2 separate regions of the Homo sapiens genome follow, and region 1 is linked to region 2. A link is an interaction called in ENCODE POLR2A ChIA-PET data of the cell type or tissue named here. Cell type or tissue: GM12878. All regions are shown on one strand. Each heading gives the region's core, and the rest is flanking DNA. Links, peaks and the distances in the headings are about the cores only. Region 1 has its middle 6.5 kb from the start of NUB1. Region 2 has its middle 19 kb from the start of RHEB.

Region 1 (6,419 bases), core at 683-5,682, 200 kb before region 2:
TTTTTTTTTTTTTTGAGACAGAGTCTCACTCTGTCACCCAGGCTGGAGTGCAGTGGCACGATCTCGGCTCACTGCAAACTTTGCCTCCCGGGTTCACGCCATTCTACTGCCTCAGCCTCCCGAGTAGCTGGGACTACAGGCGCCTGCCACCACACCCGGCTATTTTTTTGTATTTTTAGTAGAGACGGGGTTTCACCGTGTTAGCCAGGATGGTCTCGATCTCCTGACCTCGTGATCCGCCTGCCTCGGCCTCCCAAAGTGCTGGGATTATAGGCTTGAGCCACTGCGCCTGGCTTGAGATGAAGAATTCTTCCTGATTTGTTTGTTTTTGTTGCTATGGTGTGATATTGTGAAATACATATTTGGTCTTTGTCCCCATTTCCTGGTATACAACTCCTAAAATCCTTGGAATCTCCAAAGTGATGTATTTTTATGGTAATGAGTTGGCTGATGGCTGGCAGCTCCTAGTAGCATCAGGATAGGGCTGGTCACAGGAAACACCAAGGCCTAATTAAAAAGTTGAGACTTTACAGCCCCACTTCCCCAGTCTTGGGGGAAGGCAACAGGACTGGAGGCGAAGTTGATCACCAAAGGCCAACGATTTAATCAATCATGACTGTGTAATGCAGTTTCTCTAAAAACCCAACAGAACCAGGTTCAGAGTGTCCAGATAGCTGAACACATGAAGGTTCCTGAAGGGTGGAGGGCCCAGAGAGGTCAAGGAAGCACTGCACCCCTTCCCACATTTCTTATCCAATCCATCTGGTCGTCTGGTGTTCATCAGTATCCATGTAATATCCTTTATAATAAATCAGCAAATGTAAGTGTGTGTCTCCCTGAGTTCTGTGAGATGCTCTAGCAAAATAATTAAACCTAAGGAGGGGGTTGTGGGAACCTCAGTTTAGAGCCGCTTGGTCAGAAGCACAGGTAAAACAACCTGGGGCTTGTGAACTGGCATTATAAATGATGGGGGCAGTCTTGGAGTCTGAGCCCTCAACTCGTGGGATCTGATGCCATCTCCAGGTAGATAAGTGCAAGAATTGAATGAATTAGGGGACAGCCAACTGGTGTCTCCTGCAGAACTGACTGCTTGATTGGTGTGGTCACAGACGTCTTCTGTGTTGATTGTTGAGAGAGGCTCTAGGAGAAACTGAATTTGTTTTTTCCCTATATTCTCAGAATTGGTGTCAAAAATAGGACTTGGTGTTCACAGAAACATGTGGTTTGGGAAGAAAAAGGATAAAAGGGTGGGGGATGAGGAAGCTTTGATTCCTGGATGGCTCCATAAGCGTGGAGTAGCAGCTGTGCTGCAATAAGCTACCAAAGATAAAAGTTAGCAAAACACAGGGATGGATCTAACTTCCAGGGAGTTGGTTCACTGGGAGCATAAAGAAATGCAAGCTAGTCAGGCATGGTGGCATGCACTTGTAGTTCCAGCTACTAGGGAGTCTGAGGTGAGAGGACCTCTGGAGTCCAGGAGTTCAAGGCCGCAGTGAGCCATGCTCATGGCACTGCACTCCAGCCTGGGCAACAGAGTGAGACCTTGTCCGGAAAGAAAAAAGAAAAGAGGCCGGGCGTAGTGGCTCATGCCTGTAATCCCAGCACTTTGGGAGGCCGAGGCGGGCGGATCATGAGGTCAGGAGATCGACACCATCCTGGCTAACATGGTGAGACCCCGTCTCTACTAAAACTACAAAAAATTAGCCAGGTGTGGTGGCGGGCACCTGTAGTCCCACCTACTCAGGAGGCTGAGGCAGGAGAATCGCTTGAGCCCAAGAGGCAGAGGTTTCAGTGAACCAAGATCACGCCACTGCACTCCAGCCTGGTGACAGAGTGAGACTCCGTTTCAAAAAAAAAAAAGAAAAGAAAAAAGAAAAGAAAGAGACAGAGGAAAGGGGGGAGAAAAAAATGCAAGCTAATAAGAAAATGACAAATACTCATTTCCTAGGTAATTATTATCTGAAACAGCTAAAATGAAATTAAAAGAGAGTGCTGGCGGGGACCTTGATACTAAATCAAGCTCACATTTTAGTTGAGTCTGAGGTCTGGCCACCAGCCTCAAAGCTACTTCCAAAGGGAAAATTATTCAGGGACAACCGAAAGTACCTCTAAGGCCTGTGGTTACTAAGGTAGTCAATGTGGGGGAAAAGCAAAACCAAGAAACTACTGAAACCAGAAGGTATAGTGTGGAGGAATTGCTTCGTGTTGTGGATTGGCATCACCGGCTTCCTGAAGAACATTTACTAAAATGGATTGTGAGAGTAACTAATTTGGGGGCACTTTCTTTAGTTTTCAATGATGCCGGGTGGAAGAGCATTTTGAGTTGATGCCGAACCCACAGCTCACTATAGAACAATCACAGATGGTTGTATGGGATGCAGACACACAGCAGGTTATTCCCAATGGAATACAGCTTGCTGGACTGGATAAAAGCCACTGTAAGTTCTGCTTACCCTGTAAAGAGGAATTGTTCGATTCTCCCTAAAACCACCTTTGCAAAATTATAAGAGTAAGAGAAATCTGACGTAGTTGACTCCATCTTGCTTCTGACTTCCAAGCTGTCCTCAGTCATTCCTGGGTGTAGGCCAAGCTAATTTTGGGAAGAATTTAGTTTACAGTTTAACCTTAAAGCAAGGATGATAATGGGCCTTTCCAAAATTAAGCCACCTTTCTAAAACTAATGAAAGACTACCAGGTTAGGTTTATGAGATGGGCTTGAATTCTGCTAAGATGTAGGCATAGTTAAACGATAGCCAGGCATTGTTCTCAGGTCACATGATTTGTAACTTCCCCAATTACTCCTATAGCTAACATCACTATTATAGAACCTCAGATTGGTCTTTTGAGATATTTTTCAGACTTTTGCATTCTAGCAATTGACTAACCTCACCCAGAAGTGGACTTGTGACTCATGACCCAGCCTGTCCTGTGGCCCCACCCAAAGGTGGGCTCAGCATGCCCCAATGATTGTATCCCCCAGCAATCAGCAGCATCCATTTCCTAGCCCCTTGCCCACCAAACTATCCTTGAAAACCCCTAACCTCTAAACCTTCAGGGAGACTAATCTGAGTGATCACTCTGTCTCTCCAGGTGGCATGGCTGGCCTTGCATCGATAAATCTCTTTCTTTACTGCAGTGCCGCTGTCTCAGTGAATTGATTTTGTCTGGAGATTACAGGTCCTATAAATGCCAAGTGAAACACCCCGGATGAAGCAGCTCATATGCTTCATATGCGTGTGATGTGGAACTGGCTTTTTGATGACTGGGATGTTCACTTGCTGAAGAGGCCCATTACTCAGGTCATGGTAAATGCTGTGGTTAAGGGGCCCCTTTTAATGTGGATGCTCCATATAACTTTATTGATGAAAACCAAAAGACAGTTTAGGAAGTTTTATCCAAATTGCTCTCTTGGCTTCCCCTCATGGGTCTTACAGATGCTGATAAAAAACATTAGGTTAATTAATAAGAGACTGGGGAAAGGCAAAAGGGAGAGTCAAAGGGACTCATCTCAGTTGACCAAGAAAAAGCTGGCAGGTTTGTGGATGGCAGTTCCAAGGTGAATGAACAACATCCTATTTGGAAAGATGCCATTCTGATCCAAGAAGGTGAAAACATGGGCAGCTCTGTGGGCTGAATCCCATGCTATTTTCCTAGCAGCAGTGGAAGAATTGAAGGGTGGTCAAAGCCCCTGTGTGTGTGGTTTTCCTGACTCTCAGGCAGTGGCCAAGAGCCTGGCATGGGTATTGTGGTGATAAAGAATCAAGGAACTTCTACTTAACCAACTTTACTTCTGTTGGAGTAAAATCAGAAACTCCTTAAACACCCTCTGCACGATAGCAAAATTTAATGCTGAGTATTATCGATTCCTGTTAGAAGAGTGAAAAGTAACAGGTAGTTTTGGCAGCTCCTCTTTATTGATAGTTGCTTTGATCAGAATGATACGGTCAGCCTTCCATGTCTGTGTCTTCTGCATCCATGGATTCAGCCAATTGCAGATGGAAAATATCCAGGAAAAAAAAATTCTATAAAGTTCCCAAAAGCAAAACTGGAATTAGCGGCATGCTGAGTACTGTGCTGAATCCACACGAACGACGTGGTGTGTAGGCATCGTATTAGGTATTATGAGTGATCTGGAAGTGACTTAAAGCACAAGGAGGATGTGCATAGGTTCTATGCAAATATTACGCCCTTACATATCAGAGACTTGAGCGTTTGAGGATTTTGGTATCTGTAGGTGGTTCTGGAACAGACTCCCACAGATACGAAGGGATGACCGTATATGCTTTGGATTAAGTTGTGTGGTAAACTAATTCTTTTGTACATGGGGAAGTGGATTTAAAAAGAAAACAAGTTAATTCTTGACTTTCCTATTTATAAATGGGAATTTCTGGGGACTGGTTATCGACTGGAGTTTTTGGGGAATTTGAACGATGACTCACACTTTCAGTCTGGTGGGTTTTCTATTTTACTAGGAATCCTTGACAAAGGCTCTCTCTTCTGACCAAACTTTAGTCAGTCTCCTGAGTCCTTTCTGATTAGGCGCAGCCTTGGGCTCCTCTCTCTTCTTGTAGAATCCAGTTAGAGCAAGAACTTTGCCAAGTCAGTTGAGAGAAGGCCCTCATCTTTTGTATCTGATCCTTTTATCTTTTATCTGGTCACCCTGGCCTGCCTTCAGCAACAATAGTATCAAGTCATTTTAGCCAGAAGCCCCTTCTCCTTGATATTTCTTTTGATTTTTCATCCACTGACCCCCCCTTCTGCCCCTCTTGTTCCTTGATTATAAATTCCCACATGTCCTAATTGGACTTGGAGTTGAGTCCAGTCTCTCTCCCCCACTGCAAGACCTGTTGCAGGGGTCCCTATACATATTGTCATGGCCTCTTTGAATGGCCTTCTTTAACAAGTGTCATAAATTATATATATTTGAGATGGATTTTCGCTCTGTCACTAGGCTGGAGTGCAGTGGCGCAATCTCAGCTCACTGCAAGCTCCGCCTCCGGGTTCAAGTGATTCTCCTGCCTCAGCCTCCCAAGTAGCTGGGACTACAGGCATGCGCCACCACGCCCAGCTAATTTTTGTATTTTAATAGAGACAGGGTTTCACCATGTTAGCCAGGATGGTCTCAATCTCTTGACCTCGTGATCTGCCCACCTTGGCCTCCCAAAGTGCTGGGATTACAGGCGTGAGCCACCGCTCCTAGCCCATAAATAATTTTTTAACATGCTGTTTGGAGACATAGTAATTTTATTCAGCATCTTAGTTGGATATGAAGAACATGGAAGAAAGAGAAATCAAGTTAGTGGTGAGGAAAAGTTGTTCACATCTGATTGGGAATCCAGAATTTCAATCACCCAAACAGATGATAGAAGCTAAAAGAAGTTACAAGGTCATTGCATAGGAGGATTACTCTGATTCCTAGGAAACATGGGCTAGGATGCCTTATTTCAGTGGAGGTCATGAATTCCTGTTGCCATAGTCACTGTGAGAAAGGGCTTGGCCTTCTCACCTGTGATTCAGGTAGAATCATTCTGGAAGCATGTAATCAGTCCTCAAATTTTGTGTTCTGGTTTTGAATCTCTGACATATTCTGGTCCAAATTTTTTAACCCAGGTTCATTTGTCTCAATAGTTGGGTAGGTGCAGCTGGGCGCGGTGGCTCACACCTGTAATCCCAGCACTTTGGGAGGCCAAGGCGGGCAGATGACGAGGTCAGGAGATCGAGACCATCCTGGCTAACATGGTGAAACCCCGCCTCTACTAAAAATACAAAAAATTAGCCGGGCATGGTGGTGGGTGCCTGTAGTACCAGCAACTTGGGAGGCTGAGGCAGGAGATTGGCGTGAACCCGGAAGGCGGAGCTTGCAGTGAGCTGAGATTGTGCCACTGCACTCCAGCCTGGGTGACAGAGCAAGACTCCGCCTCAAAAAAAAAAAAAAAAGTTGGGTAGGTGATACACTTACTCTAACAAGATAAAAAAATAAGGAGAGAGATGATAAATAAATAAATCCGTGGTATTAGTACTACTGAATTAAGTTCAGGATCATCTGTTTGTGTTTTATCCGTGTTTGTTTTTTAACCCCTTTTAATGTTAAAAAGAATTCGATATACAATATTAGTCATGTGACTTTAAGTTTAAGGGTGAATAAAAACTAAGGTGACCTTGGAAGTAAGAAGGTGGCTACTCATCACTGTAGGCTTACCATCTGAGAAACCTCCATGGGAGGCCAGAATAACTTACTTCTTTTGCTTTTTTAAACTTAATTCCAGAAGACATCACATATGCATGACAAAGATAAAAGCACAAGTCTGCACCATTTCTGTGTTCTCAATAAATCTTATTGCCTAAAATATTAAGGAACGTTGAACTAAACATGTGTATTTTCTTTTAGCACATTAAAGATGCCATTCCATTGTCTTCTG
Region 2 (6,419 bases), core at 553-5,552:
GAGACGGAGTTTCACTATATTGGCCAGGCTAGTCTTGAACTCCTGACCTCATGATCCGCCTGCCTCAGCCTCCCAAAGTGCTGGGATTACAGGCGTGAACCACCGAGCCCAGCCAGGCAGTTCTTTATAGCAGTGTGAAAACAGACTAATGCACCAGGAGTGGTGGCACACCTATAATCCTGTCTACTTGGAAGGCTGAGGCAGGAGGAGGAGGATCACTTGAGCCCAGGACGTTGAGGCTATAGTGAGCTACGATCTCGCCACTGTACTCTAACCTAGGTGACAGAGCAAGACCCTGTATGAAAGAAAGAGAGAGAGAAGAAAGAGAAAGAGAGACAGAGAGAGGAAGGAAAGAAGAAAGAGGAGGAAGAGAAAGAGAAAAAGAAAGAAAGAGAAAGAGAGACAGAGAGAGGAAGGAAAGAAGAAAGAGGAGGAAGAGAAAGAGAAAAAGAAAGAAAGAGAAAGAGAGAGGAAAGAAAGAAGAGAAAGAAAGAGAAAAAGAAAGAAAGAAGGGAAAGAAAGAAAGAAAAGAAAGAAAGAAAAAGAAAGAAAGAAAGAAAAAGAAAGAGAAAGAAAACGTTCTTCTTTGAAAAGGCAATGGACTTCATATGTGGATGTAACATAGAGCTAAGTTACACTTCAACACTGAGTATAGTCAAATGTTCATAAAAACAAATACCATTTCTTTGGTCTTCGTTATGGACTGAATGGCCCCCGCCAAATTCATATGTTGAAATTGCATCCTCAGTGTGATGGTATTTGAAAGTGGGCCCTTTGGGAGGTGATTAGGTCATGAGGGTGGGGGCCTCATGAATGGGATTAGTGCCCTTAAAAGAGGCCTGAGAGCTAACTCACCTGCTTTCCACGATGTGAGGATACAAGGAGAAATCAGCCATCTGCAACCCAGGAGAGGGCCCTCATCAGAACCGACCATGCTGGCACCCTGGACTTCTAGCCTCCAGAACTGTGAGAAATAAATCTCTGTGGTTTATAACCTACCCAGTCTACGGTGCTTTGTTATAGCACCCGAAGAGGCTAAACTAGTCTTAAACATGAACTTTCATTTCTTCGCAAATATGGTCATATCCGTCTCAGAAGTTGGGTTTCTGACCTTGTTCTTTAATGATGTTGTGACGCTTGTACTGGTCCATCTGATCCTGATACTCTCTGGATTGATAAGTAGGTAACTGTCCCTGGAAAAATGGCAAGGTGGGGTAAACGTGTCTGAACGTATAAAACATTTCAGAAGAGGAACAACATCTCTTCAGAACCCTATCTTTTTTTTATTCTAAGGCAGGGTCTTGCCCTGTCACCCAGGCTGGAGTGCAGTGGTGTAATCATGGCTCACTGCAGCCTCGACCTCCCAGACTCAAGCAATCCTCCTGCCTCAGCACCTGCCCCCCATCAGCTGAGACTACAGGCACACACCATCATGCCCTGCTAATTTTAAAATATTTTGTAGAAACGTGGTTTCGCTGTGTTGCCCAGACTGGTCTTGAACTCCTGGGCTCAAGCCATCCGCCCAGCTTGGCCTCCCAAAGTGTTGGCCAAGGCGTGAGCCACCGCACCCAGCCAGAACCCTATCTTTTTATAAAAGGTTTTTGCACATTTGATGACTAATTGCCAATCTTGCTGTTTGCCTAATTTGGAGGGGGATGGTATTCACCACAAGGACAAGATATACAATTGGCTCAGACTCTCAGACTTTAAGCAAGAGAGGTTTGTGCCTTAAATCATTAGGAGAAAAGAAAAGCTGACGGATATGCCAGTTTTATTCCAGAAATGGCATCTCACCAAGGAAGTGACTTCAGTTTAGAAACAGAGCCCCTGAGTTCGAATTCCTGCTCTGCCATTTAGAATCTACATAGCCTTGGACAAGACACTCCACTTTGCCATGCCTCAGGGCCACTCGGAGACAGAGGGCACTCACCCACAGGGAGGGGTGTTCTGCCTGCGGTCTTTCCCCCTCCCTTGCCTGGTCTCCGTCTCTTCTGGGACTGGATTTAGTGTTTGATTCTGTCCTCTGTGTGACATACAGTATGTGATATGACACTGAATATGACGTTTCCTTTCAACTTGTCTTCAAATTATTCTATGATATTTACCTTCCCCTGAATTCTTTCATAACAGTAGTTCCTTTCTTGTTACTTGTTCTTTAATGTGGCTTTTGTTCAAGTTTTTATTTCCCAGCAAAGACCAACTTTCCTTTGATTTTGATGGAGGAAAGATTAGCTACATAAATCATTTGAAATTAAAGCAAACCAAACACAACACAAACATGAAAGGAATATCAAATGCTTCCCTGAATTAAAAGGGTTCCAATCCCAGCACCTCTGAAGATGGGCAGCGTCTTTACTACTTGACCTTAAAGAGGTAACCCAGAAGAAAAAAGAACTTGAGTTGTTAAGAGAAGAGAGAACAGCCAGCTGGAGAGGAACCAATGAAAAGCATTAGAGGCAGCTCTTGGCTGGAGGAAGAAAGCAGTCTGCCTTCAGCGTCTCGTACAAAAGTCTCCTGGTGCACTGTGCAGAGCCAGGCTTGGTTTAAAGTCTCTATTGTTAGCAGATGTCAGCACGACCAGGGTCAGGGTCAAACAGGGAACTCACAAAATGAGTTGAATATTTTAAAAAAAAAGAAAAAGTGATGTGCCTAGATAAACTACAAGAAAAAAAGCCATCTTTAATTGATGTATAAGAAATTTTAGCTGTTAATTTCCATGAGGATTACAAATGTTAAGATTAATGCAAGCATAAAATTAGCCAACTGTCTATAGCTCAAGAAAATTTGCCATTCAATATGCCATATATTAAACAGTAAAAATATTCAAACAGGACACTTTTGAAAATAAGCTTCATGCCCTGGTGGAAGAATGGATTATCTCAGAGAACTGAGCTCAGCAATAAATACATTCTTAAATGAAATATCCAATCCTTATTTGGGAGTGTAGCTTTATCTTAGTGTTTGCTGAGATACAGGAGTTCATTAGTAACTTGCCAGCTATGTAAGATACAGATAGACCACTAAATGAGCACACTGTGTCTGTATTGATAGTTTTATTTCCAGTGGAACTGAGATCAAGCACCGTGCTTGCTGGTTAGTTATACAGCTTTTTTTCTGGGGAAATTTTAGAAAGCTTTTTGTGCCCTAAGGGTCCCTCTGGGGTTTTCCTGCTGCACAGATTGTCATGTTCTGTGCAATGTGACTCTGAGATCCTGGTCCACAGCTGATTGGGTCAGAGAGGGGCACCTGACCCTAGTGCAGCCAGTTTCTAAGCTGGCCTGTGGCCGACTCAGAGCTCTGCTCAAAAGAGCCATCTATTCTGTGTGGTGATTGGCTTGCTCAGCCAGAGGATATTTGAATATAAGATGCAAGAGTCTGCAGTCAGAAGCAGGGTGGAGGCTGAAGGACACCCAGGGAGACTAGAGCCACGAGGCAGCAGAAGCCACGAAGCAGACAGAGCAACCATGGATGCGGGGATCACGGAGGAGTGGAGTGATGGGGAGCGACCACCGCCCACTGCTGTTCTTGGGGTGATGGCAGAAAGAGCAGGAGAGCAGGGCTGTATCCCCAACAGGGTTCCTGTTCTAAGCACGTTTGTGTGCAGGAGGCTGGCTGTGCAGCTGCCTGACCGTTCTCTGTTTCTTTTCAGTACAACCCTGTCACTAAGGTAACCAGACTATAGCTTTTTCTAGGGAGCCAGGATACCAAGCAAAGCCTTTGCTTATCAAACTGACTGGTTCTCACTAGGGGCTCTCAGAATCTCTGAGTGAGTTCGGCCAAGTGCTGGTCTTTGCATGTCGGTATTAAGCCAGAATACACACAAAGGGAGAGGAGGGTAGGCCGGCTAGTAATGCAACCAAGAGAAATATTAGGGAGTAGATAATTAAATTCTATGAAATTGAAGGATATGTCTTAGAAAGTATTTATGTATTGATTTTTGAAACAGGGTCTTGCTCTGTCACCCAGGCCGGAGCGCAGTGGCACGATCATAGCTCACTGGGACCAAACTCCTAGGCTCGAGGGATCCTCTTGCCTCAGCTTCCCGAGTAGATGGAACTACTGGTGTGGGCCACCACACCTGCCTAATGGTTTTATTTTTAGTAGAGACAAGGTCTCACTATGTTGCCCAGGCTGGTCTTGAATTCTTGGGCTCGAGCGATTCTCCTGCCTCAGCTTCGTAAAGTGCTGGGGTTACAGGCATGAGCCACTGCGCCTGACTTGTCTAGAATTTATGGTAAATTATTACAGTAGTCCTCCCTTAACCGCAGTTTTGCTGTCTGTGGTTTCAGTTACCCATGGGTGACCCTGGTCCAAAAAATATTAAATGAAAAATTCCAGAAACAATTCATAAGTTTTAAGTTGCATGCCGTCCCTGAGTCGCGTGATGAAATCCTGCTCCACCCTGCTTTGTCCAGCCCAGATGTGAATCAGACATCCCTTTCTCTAGGTACCTGTACTGTACATACTACCTGCCCTTCAGTGACTTAGTAGCCATCCCAGTTATCACACAAGAAAAACATAGTCTATACAGGGTTCAGTGCTACTCATGGTTTCAGGCATCCACTGGGGGTCTTGGAACACATTTCCTGTGGATAAGGGGTAACTACTGTTCTTTTACAGTTTGGGATTGTATAAGCTGGGCACAGTGGTTCACACCTGTAATCCCAGTACTTTGGGAGGCTGAGGTGGAAGGATCGCTTGAGGCCAGGAGTTTGAGACCAGCCTGGGCAACATGGGGAGAATGTCTCTACAAAAAAGTGAAAAAAAAAAAAATTAGCTGGGCGTGGTGGTACACATCTGTAGTCCCAGCTACTCAGGAAGCTGAGGCGGATGGCTTGAGCCCAGGAGTTCAAGGCTGCAATGAGCGATGATGGTACCACTGCACTTCAACCTGGGCAACAGAGTGAGACCCTGTCTCTAAAAACAAAATTTAAAAAATCTTGGGATTGTGTAAATAAATTTCCATTAAACAAGAATTGTTGACTATAACAACGGCCAACATTTTGTCTTTTTAGTTTTGTGGCTTATTTACTCCTGAAACCTCTTTTTGCATTTAAATAATTTTGCTTCAAATAAGGTAAAGTGTTAGCAGAGGCAACAAAGACTCCTCATGGTTACTGGTAGATCCATGCAACCAAAGCTTCCCGAAGATTTAAGCTTTTTCTTAAGGCATTCAGCGGTAAAGTTATTTTATTATTATTATTATTATTATTATTATTATTATTTTTGAGATGAAGTCTTGCTCTGTCCTCCAGGCTGGAGTGTAGCGGCACAATCTCGGCTCACTGCAAACTCCACCTCCCAGGATCAAGCGATTCTCCTGCCTCAGCTTCCCGAGTAGCTGGGATTACAGCTGTGCACCACCACGCCTGGCTTATTTTTGTATTTTTTCTAATTTTTATTTTTTTAGTAGAGACTAGATTTCACTATGTTGACCAGGCAGGTCTTGAACTCCTGACCTCAAGTGATCCACCCTCCTCAGCCTCCCAAAGTGCTGGGATTACAGGCGTGAGTCACCACACCTGGTCAAAAAATTATTATTTTGTATACAGGTGTAATAAAATGCATAAAAGAAATTATATTTTAAAATCTCTTGAAAATCCATTATCCAGAGGTAACTCCTATTAGTACTTTGGTATAACGTACTTCTAGACTTTTTCTAATCACATTTGTATGTATTTAGAGCCTACAAAAATGAAATCATACTGTCCATACCATTTAATGCCATCTGTTTGGCAAATATGCATCTATCCACAGCATAATTTTGAATGTCTGTGTAGTATTCCATTATATGTATCATAAGCTACTCCAACAATAATAGCAACCTATGGAGCTTTTACTTGGATTCAAGTGCCTTCTATGCACGACCTCGACTAACCCGCACACTGACTCTACGAGGATAGGTATGATTTAGTGTCTCCATTTAACAAGCAAAAAACCGAGGTTTAGGGCTGCTGGCCTGCCCAGTTGCTCCCCCTGTCACGTGGCGATTGGAAGGCAGGCTCACTGGCTCCAGAGCACGCACCCTGACAACCACTTTTGTGCTTCCTATTGTTGGACACTTTGGAAACCACCAAAGTGGTTTCTAAAAAGCTACATGCCAATTGTTATTTTGGTATAAATGTCATTTTTAAAAATTAAACCAGATAATCATATAATATGATAAATATCATAGAATATGTTTGAAAAGTAAAAGCAGTCCATTTTTATACCTGTCTCACTAATATTTAACTAACTCAAATGACAACTTACGCTAATTTTATTCTTAGAGACGCTAATGAAATTGCTGTGTTCATTCCCTCCATTCCTCTCCTGCAGTCAAACCGCCCCAGACGGGGACACCGCGTGGTTTCGAGAGGCCTCTGGCTGAGCTCCTCACCTGCTGGCAGCTTCTCTTCCTCCCCAGGCCCAGCCAAGTG

The links. ChIA-PET counts read pairs that join two places held together with the same protein. Peaks named below come from ENCODE experiments on the same cell type or tissue, not always from the same donor. Only the 100,000 strongest peaks of a DNase experiment are listed, where the experiment ranks them.
Region 1: POLR2A ChIA-PET joins it to region 2 with 5 read pairs; 3 of 35 experiments call an interaction of 5 or more read pairs at or near these places.

What each region holds. Positions count from the first base shown.
Region 1 is chr7:151,332,067-151,338,485 of GRCh38, forward strand. No RefSeq gene overlaps it. Among named protein-coding and RNA genes, the nearest start is that of NUB1, 6.5 kb to the right of the region's middle. RefSeq lists an enhancer at 4,214-4,293. In GM12878, for the core only: no CTCF peak of the experiment used is centred there; no DNase peak of the experiment used is centred there; H3K27ac peaks cover 1,035 bases.
Region 2 is chr7:151,535,921-151,542,339 of GRCh38, forward strand. No RefSeq gene overlaps it. Among named protein-coding and RNA genes, the nearest start is that of RHEB, 19 kb to the left of the region's middle. RefSeq lists an enhancer at 3,016-3,155 and a silencer at 3,189-3,389. In GM12878, for the core only: no CTCF peak of the experiment used is centred there; a DNase peak (open chromatin) is centred at 3,339.